2 separate regions of the Homo sapiens genome follow, and region 1 is linked to region 2. Evidence: read pairs that join two places in POLR2A ChIA-PET (ENCODE). Cell type or tissue: OCI-LY7. All regions are shown on one strand. Each heading gives the region's core, and the rest is flanking DNA. Links, peaks and the distances in the headings are about the cores only.

Region 1 (4,394 bases), core at 283-4,282, 79 kb before region 2:
AAAGGACTGTTTCTTACTAAGTTTTCTCAGTCATAAGGGCAAGTGTTTCCTTCCAGGTGTGTCCCGAGTTTATTAGGACTATCATACAATTGGGCAGGGGTGGGGGGACCTGGGTCCTCCTTGGGGGGACGGAAGGGAGGGAGGCATGGGAAGACGACTCAGAGGTCAGAGATACTTGGGGAGGGGAGGCTGAGTTTGAAATCATGCTTAAGATGCCAGTGGCTCGACCTGTGGTTGGTTTAAGTTCTAATTTTTAAAAAGCTAGTTAGAGAACAGAAAATCATTGGGCCAAGTCACACCTGTACTTTTTTTTTCCCCCTCCTCTGTCTCCAACCTCTTTCTAGGTTCTTCACACACCCCCATTCGGCGTAGTACCCAGAGAGCTCAAGATGTGTGGCAGTTTTCGGATGGAAGCTCGAGAGCCCTTAAGTTCTGAGAAAATTTGAAGCCCCCAGGGGTGGGGTGGACGCGTGCCGCCCAGTCGACGTCAGCGTGGTCTGTCATCCTGCTAGTTTGTGATGTTTTCTGACAGTAGCCTCCAAGAAGCCGTTGTGCGAAGACAGAGTCCTGCAGAGTCCTTCCAGCCTAGGCCTGCAGCGCCATTTTATTTATATTTTTTAATAAAAAGTAAAAACAAAAAAACAGACCCACATTGGAACAGTGAATCAGTCCCATAGAGAGGGCCCGTGGACCATCGCTGTCATGAGTGATGCCCTGGCCCTTCTGAAACCAGCCAACCTAATTACCTGTATTGTGGAAATGCGCATGAGTCCCCAACCCCTTGTTTCTATACATTCTATGTTGTCTTTTAAAAAGTGTGCTTAACATTGACACAATAAATGTTGGAGCTTTAGGTGGTGTTTGCTTGTTCTTTAATTTTTAATGCTTATAAGACAATGAGGCTGCTTATGATTTTGTACTTCTGTACCTGTTTCCTACAGACACCCATCGGGTGGGTAGGAGGAACAGATTTGAGAAATGGGCAGGAGATGTAGGAGGGGAACTAGGTTACCGCTTATCAGATGGCATAAATTTTCAAGGAGAATCAAAATGCAAAACTTGGGAATAAATCATAGCAATATCATAATTAATGTAGTAGTAATATTGCTGTTTATTAATGCTGAAGTGTGGTTTTCCTAACTGTCTGACTTATAATTTGCATACCATTAAATAATGCATAATATGGCACGCCGAATCCTGTTTTTCAAATATATGCTTTTGGTGGCTACCATGCAGGATTTGAATTTGTCTTTTAATTTAGCTTAGGAAAGAACATCACTGGGCGAGCGGTAAATCCTAAAGAAGGTGATAAATGTCAGTAGTTTCTTATTAAATATTCTAATTTTAGGTTCCCAAACCTTCAGGAAATATATCTTAATGCAGACAAACAAACATAAAACTTCTTTAGTACTTACATCAGGAAATTTGGGGCAGATTTTAGAGGGGGGAAATTATAGGAGGAAAGAAGTTCACATCAGAACAGACAATCACAGCAATGCTCTATTCCTTAGAAATTAGTGCCACAAATAAGTTACATCTACAAACAGGTGGTAAAAATTCTTTCTGGCCCAGTTAATTTGCACAGAACTTTTCTCAGTTTGGTATTTTTTACTGCTTGGAGATCCAGAAGAGAATTAGAAACAACATAGCAAATTAAAATAGGTTTGTCAATAATAGAGCTCAGACACCTGTGTGCTGTAGATTCACATACAGGCCGTGAACCTAAGTGGGGAAAATCCTACCTATCCACCTTCTGGCTAGATTACCTAGCTTAGTGAAAAGATAGCCAAATAATTGGCATGTGAATTATTTCCTGCTTATTCATAATAAATAATGACTGTCTACAGTAGTGAACTACCTTATACTGTATACAGTGCTGTCTCGTGCATTATTTCACCTGCTCTCTGGGACAGATCTCACGACTTCTACTTTATGGAGGTGGAGATTGAGGCTTACCAAGGTTAAGGGCTTGCCAGAGGCCACATCAGTAAGAGAGAAAGCAGAGAAGCCAGGTTTTCTGGTTTCTTGTCCAGAGCTAATTTCACCAAACTCTGTTTAACTGATCAAAGGGAGTATCTTTTCCTGTGTTAGCACATAAGTCATAAATGTTCACAGACACACACATGTGGCTTACACATACAGACCCAGGATGGCCTTTGGTAAAGGCATGCAGAGTTGCCTCTTCCTACCAACAGATGTGTGCACTGAGAAAGGGAGGTTGCAGCCTCCTTGCCATCACCTTTCCCCTGTGGCTTTTCCATGACAAATAACCCTGATTGCACGAGTGGCCTGTTTGTGACTTCCTATCAATTAGTTGGGACTTCCAGACAAGAAGTTATTTCATAAAGAAACCCTCTCCCTGCCCCATGCTCTGCCTATGTGTTGCTGAAACATAAGACCATTAGGGTTTCTGTGATGGCTTCCTCCCTAAATGTGCTGAACTCCTTGCTGATGCCTAGAAAGAGTGACACCACTTCCAAAGGGAGGCCAGAACTGAAACAACAATCCTGGGTCTTGAGACAAGTTCAGCCTTTGTAACTGCACTTGGTGGTCACTACACTTTCATTTCTGGTCTGTGTTTCTACCCCCACTTTTTATATATTTCTTCTCAGAGTCAGTTTGTAAATAAGTGGATATCTCTAAAAGTGGGATTTTTAAGGGGCAAGAGGATAACAGAAGTGGATAAAGGATATTGTTTTATCCTCTTCACTGTGGAGAAGAACCCCCTCAAAACAAACAGAACAAAAAGACTGTCTTTTCCCATGGCTTTTAAAGTTGAAAGACAACAAAAATTTATTTACAGAATTTATTAGGAAACGGTATTGTGTTAGGGCTAGCCATTTTTTTTTTTTTTTTTTTTTTTTTAAGACAGAATCTCGCTCTGTCACCCAGGCTGGAGTGCAGTGGCAAGGACTCAGCTCACCACAACCTCCGCCTACTGGGTTCAAGGGATCCTCCTGCCTCAGCTTCCCAAGTAGCTGGGACTACAGGCACGCGCCACCACGCCCAGCTAATATTTTTTGTATTTTTAGTAGATACGGCGTTTCACCGTGTTAGCCAGGATGGTCTCCATCTCCTGATCTCGTGATCCACCCTCCTAGGCCTCCCATAGTGCTGGGATTAGAGGCATTGCACTACCTCACCTGGCCTAGGGCTAGACTTTTGAAACCCCATACAAGATTGACAATTTGGGAAGACATCTCTCTGTGTGATGAGTCAAGATCATGGTTATCCATGAATGGCAGAAGCAGGGAAGAGGCTCACAAATCTGCCAGGGGTTCTCACTGTGTCCTCTCTGCAGAGTGGAACTTCAGATTGCAGAGAGATAAATTGGTTGCCTGACATGAGCACAGACTAGAGGACAGAGTCCCAGCCACTTGGATGGAGGAGACCAAATACAGGGCATTGTTTTTACTTTCCCAAGCCTTTTGTGGGCTGTTCAGATTATTATTATTATTATTATTATTATTATTATTATTATTATTATTATTGTTGAGATGGAGTCTCACTCTATTGCCCAGGCTGGAGTGCAATGGCACGATCTTGGCTCACTGCAACCTCTACCTCCCGGGTTCAAGTGGTTCTCCTGCCTCAGCCTCCTGAGTGGCTGGGATTACAGGTGCGTACCACCTGGCTAATTTTTGTATTTTTAGTAGAGACGGGGTTTCACCATGTTGGTCAGGCTGGTCTCGAACTCCTGACCTCATGAGCCACCTGCCTCGGCCTCCCAAAGTGCTGGGATTACAGGTGTAAGCCACCGCGCCCGGACAGATTATTACACTGTATAAAAAAGGTCTGTTAGAATTGGGGTCCATGATGGGAGAGAAAGACACTCAAAGCCCCTGCAGCACCCAGCATCCAGCATGTTGAATATCAGCCTGTTTGAGAAATAATTGTTTCAAAAACCAGTGATCATTTAAAGAAAACTCTTAGGCAAGGAGTGCAATCTTGGAATCTGCTGAGGTCTAACTGAGTGCCCCAAACCTTGGCAGCATATTTTCTGGGCACTTTTGCTTGGAGTTTCCAAGAGCATTCAGATTAAAACCAAGCCCTTCAAGTGGTCAGGAATATCTTTCAGGTTTTGTATGCGTTGACATGATTTTTTTTTTTTTTTGATAGTGAGGTTAACATTGACGAAGATGGCTATATTTATTCCTATTTTTAAAAATTCTTATTTTATAATTCTTATTTTATAAATCAGTGTCCCCGGAAGTAATAGTAGGATTAGAATGGAAGTATTTTGTAGGCTGTTGGTTCTGTTCTTACAGTATGCCACATAGCTTTGACTCCTTTTGGAGTATAGTGTGAAGGAAGCAGATTTGAGGAATTTTGAGTCTGGTGGAAGTTCCAAAATAACTGGTGATGCAAGCACACCTTCCTTCTTCAAGAGTTCA
Region 2 (4,394 bases), core at 134-4,133:
AAGTTTTAGGATTGTTGACAAATTTGGGACATCTCTTAAGTTTCCTTCATATGTGAGCTGTAAGATTTCACAATGTTCTGAGTTTTCTGGTGCAGTAATTTATCTCACCTATTCTTTAAACTGATGACCCTCATTAACCAGGCCTTGAAAGGGCCCCATCTAGAGAGGGGTGGTGACACTTAAGCTTTATTCCCATCAAGGTACATTTGCCCCCGTACAAAACCTCTTCTCCTACCCCTCCAGTATTTATTCAGAGAAATTTCAAACCTAAGGAAAAGTTGGAAGACTAGTGCAATGGACACTTGTACAGCACTCACCAACATTCACCAATAAACATTTTGCTACATTTGCTTTACCTCTTTCTCAATCTCTACCTCTCCTTCTCTCCTGTCTATGCACACACACACACACACACACACACACACACACACACACACGCACCCCACCAACACATCACACACCACACATACACATGAGTTCAGGCTATATTTTCTAGGAATGAGGACATTTTTGTACATAGCCATAATACTATTTTCATGTCTCATAAATTTTCCATAGATATTATAATGTTATCTAATAAACACTCCATATGCTATGTGCGTATTTACTAATTGGTATCAAAAGTCCTTTGTAACCGCTCCCTTTCCTTTCCTCCCCCTCTCTTTCCTTTGCTTTTTCTTCATTTCCTCTCCTTGCCTCATCCTATCTATTAATCTTTGGTTACATTCTTACTTTTTGGTTCACAATGTCCTAGGATTACATTGCTCTATTTTACCCCCAGAGCTGGAATCAGCCATTCTCTCCAAGGAACCCTGGTTCAAGGATCCCTGTCAAAAACAAAGCACCTATTAACATGTGACAGATGCTGGGACATTACACTGTGGGGTGAACACCACCCTGTTATCTCTGGATCCCCTCTTTGTGAGCCAAGTCCTTGGGCTTGCTACTTAAGTACCAGGGAGACCACAGATGCTGGTGACACCTGGAGACTTTTTATCAGGTATTTGAGAGATGCAATTTGTCCTGTGGAAAAAGGCTCAGTCTGCAGACCCCTGGCCTTCTCTTGTGTACTCCTCTTCTGGCTGGGAGGTGGGGTGAGGAGAGAGTAGACCACAGAGACAGCCTGTAGCAAAGGAAGAAGAAATTTCTGGAAGTTTTTTTTATATCTAAATACTACTCCTCCCTGTATGACATCCAAGTCATTGTTTAAGGTCCACCCAGTGTCGTCTCTTAAAACACCAGTATCATGTCTGTAGATAGCTGGGAACTCAGTCTCCATCTGCATCTCTGGACCCTATGGTAGGAGCCTATGAAGAACAACCTGAAGCTTTGCCAGGGCCTTCAGCTATGGGTTTGGACATTGTCCAGAAAGAGCACCAAGTTTCCGCTTACACCTTCTGGGAGGACAGCCTTGGAGACCTGCAAACACATCCTGAGCTAGGGAGAGTCAGCAGGCCTGGGCCCTGAGGGGCAACCAGGGGTGACAACTAGGGTGCATTACTCAGACTTGCTTCCTGGTGCCACTTCAGAGGCATTAATATGTTTCTTTTGAGAACTGTCCTTTGAAAGAACTCTTGGAGTGGAGCTGATTCTGTAAACTTGATGCTATCTGGAAACCAGAGGACCAAACAAGCAGCCTGAGGAGGCCAGGAACCCTGGGGATGCGACCCAGGTATTAGTTGGAGAGCCCAGGAGAGGCCCCAGGGAGGCGCTGATGAAGTGGGACAGGACGTGATCACTACTGTGAGCTTCTAGGTGGGGGACAGGGCAGGAGAAGCCCCTCCCAGGGGTTGCCCGAAGTAGGCGCCTTGGCTGAGACCGAGGACCCTGGCAGGAAGGCCTTCTATAGAGACAGGATCTTCCATCTTTCTTCTACAAGTGGCTGAAGGAGGAAGTTGGAAAATCAGTTAACGTTTCTCCAGTGTGATCTCTTCACCTACAAAGCTGTGGATTAGATGACTAGTTTTCATGCATTTAAAAAAAAAAATCAGCAAAATGAGGCCTTCTGTGGAAGCCCAATTAGGTAGAAGTGCAGCTGCTCTATTTGAAGAGGAAGTTGGGGCCCCAAAGCCTTCCCAGAAGCCCCCTCTGCCAACCTTCCTCCACCCCTCCGTGGCCCCTGAAGGGAGCTCTGGTTTTTCTATAAACAGATTCCATCTGGAATAAAAAGCAAAGGTCTGAAAAGTTTTTCTCATTCTAAACATGCAACTACAGGCAGAAAATTGATTATTTGGAATCCTGCGTGGAATGCGCTTGTGAGGGCTGGTGAGGAGGCACAGGAAGTGCCTTCAGCATCATGTGTTTAGATGGCTGGGCGGGAGGGCCATCGAAGGACCCTGGAATCATTAGAACTGTTGGCGCTGACGAGGGCTAAGTGGACCAGAGAAGCCCGTGTCCTGTGGCTGTGGGTCTTGGGTGTGGGGAGTCAACGGAGCCGCTGGGTCCAAGTCTGAACGTGTCCTGAAATGCCTCCTAAAGCCTTCATTGTTTCTGGTCTGCTTAGCACAGGTCCGCATTAACACTGTGTAGAATGGCTATAGGCTTCCTAGAAAATATGAGCTAGGATGGTAGTTTTGAGACACTCTGTTCTGTGTAATTCTTGTTTTAGAAGAGGATTCATTCTATGTTTGCCCAAGATTCATAAGGAGTCTGTGCATACTAGACAAGAACTGACACTTCTGGAAGGTTTTAATTTTCAAAGAACATCCTATGATCTCATTTGATCCTCACAACAAATCAGAAAAACAGGCAGGGTAGGTATTAGACTCATTTGCAGATGAACAGACAGAAGCCTAAGGGAGGGTGAGTGGCGTGCTCACACATGGCTGGCACCTGTGAAGCTGGGACTGCATTTTCGATTCTCCAAGCCAGCCCCAGCTTCCCAATTCTGTGTAGATAGCGGATCAAATGCAGGTGGTTAGAAAAGAGTTTTGTTGCTGTGGCTTCTGTGAGCAAGATCAGCCACGGGCATGGTTAAAGGTGGAATTAAGACTTCTTACCAACTCCACTAAGTAGCTCCTCTAGGCTTCAAATGCCACTGAACATTTTGGGATCCACTGGGGAGAGTAGTGCCCACCCCCACTCCTGCCCAGGCTCCCATTGTAATTGCTTTTCCTGTAGCTCCCTGGGGCAGCAGGATGTGGCAAGAGTCTACAGACTTGAATGCTACTCCTAACTCTACTGCCAATGGTTCATGTGTCTTGGGCAACTGCGTTGACCCTCAGAGGATATTGAACTACAGCAGTGTTTCTCAAAGTGCTGTGCTTGGGCCACCTGTGACAAAGTTACGTGAGAGAGAGAGTGTGTGTGTGTGTGTGTGTGTGTGTGTGTGTGTGTGTGTGTGAATGTCCTGTGTGTGTATATATATTCCCAGGCTGCTCCCCAGATCCGCTGAATCAGAGTCTCTGGGCTGGGGCATCTTCTCCTTCGTTGATTCAGAGACACACTCAGGTTTGACGACCACTAGGCTAGAGGCTCCCCAAGTATCCTTCCAACTTAATGCCTCCTTTCTGCAATAACCCTCTTCCTTGACTCTGGGTGGGCTGAGATTTCTGTAGCGAAGGGTAGGACTTGATTTAACAGTAGGTTTAAAAAGCTGTTTCAGGCAGACTTGCAAAAACCTGAGAGTCCAAGGGGGAAGTTACAGAGTAGGGGATGCAGGAGTGAGTGCAGAGTGAGAAGGCACCTGTGTGCCTGTTTCAGAAATGAAAGTAACTTCCTAAACTCTGCTCATGCCAAGAAAAGTATGGGTACTGTGTTGCTGCTTATTAAAGACAAAATAAATCACTGTTCCAAGGAGACACTTCTTGCCTTTTCTTGCTATCCTATGTCTACTTCTCCATGATTCAGGTGCTGACGAGGACTTTCACCTGGGAGAAGAGCTCATTCTTCCTATCGTTTCCCTGGGAAGAACATGGCTGAAACAACTTACTGTACAGACCACAGAAGTGAGACCAAAAACACTGAGATGAGGAAGAGGTCAGCAAAAGAGTCATATTTTAAAATATGTGCAATACTTATTATAATTGTTCTGCGCACTCCTATGGTGTGTTAAAAGATTTCACACTTTATAAGGTCTGGCTTCCAAGCTGAATATGATATTGTCTTGTACTCAGGTTGCATATAAAAGTGGCTGTAACAGCTTAAAGAGCTAGTCTTAGGAGTAGACTCACAGACCAGTGTTAGATAGTTTATGCTTATGAATTTGAATTTGAATATTTTAATACACCAGGGTTGATAAAGTCATCAAAAGTGTTATGGTAAAAAGCCAATTCCTAGGAGGAGACCATTGTCTTAAAAAATTATTAGCATTTATAGCTTATGTGGGAACATAAGTTCTACTCACCGAAGACTATAGAAGAGGTGGTTTCGTGATACAAGAAATGTGCTACCTG

What was found. Peaks named below come from ENCODE experiments on the same cell type or tissue, not always from the same donor. Only the 100,000 strongest peaks of a DNase experiment are listed, where the experiment ranks them.
Region 1: POLR2A ChIA-PET joins it to region 2 with 5 read pairs; 4 of 35 experiments call an interaction of 5 or more read pairs at or near these places.

What each region holds. Positions count from the first base shown.
Region 1 is chr2:60,448,617-60,453,010 of GRCh38, reverse strand. It overlaps a transcript of BCL11A not described here. Among named protein-coding and RNA genes, the nearest start is that of MIR4432HG, 59 kb to the right of the region's middle. RefSeq lists enhancers at 1-15, 1,825-1,914. In OCI-LY7, for the core only: no CTCF peak of the experiment used is centred there; no DNase peak of the experiment used is centred there; H3K27ac peaks cover 831 bases.
Region 2 is chr2:60,369,493-60,373,886 of GRCh38, reverse strand. All of the region lies in intron 1 of MIR4432HG (MIR4432 host gene), which reads left to right. Among named protein-coding and RNA genes, the nearest start is that of MIR4432, 16 kb to the left of the region's middle. In OCI-LY7, for the core only: no CTCF peak of the experiment used is centred there; DNase peaks (open chromatin) are centred at 2,056, 2,906, 3,196, 3,656 and 1 weaker place; H3K4me3 peaks cover 2,468 bases; H3K27ac peaks cover 2,817 bases.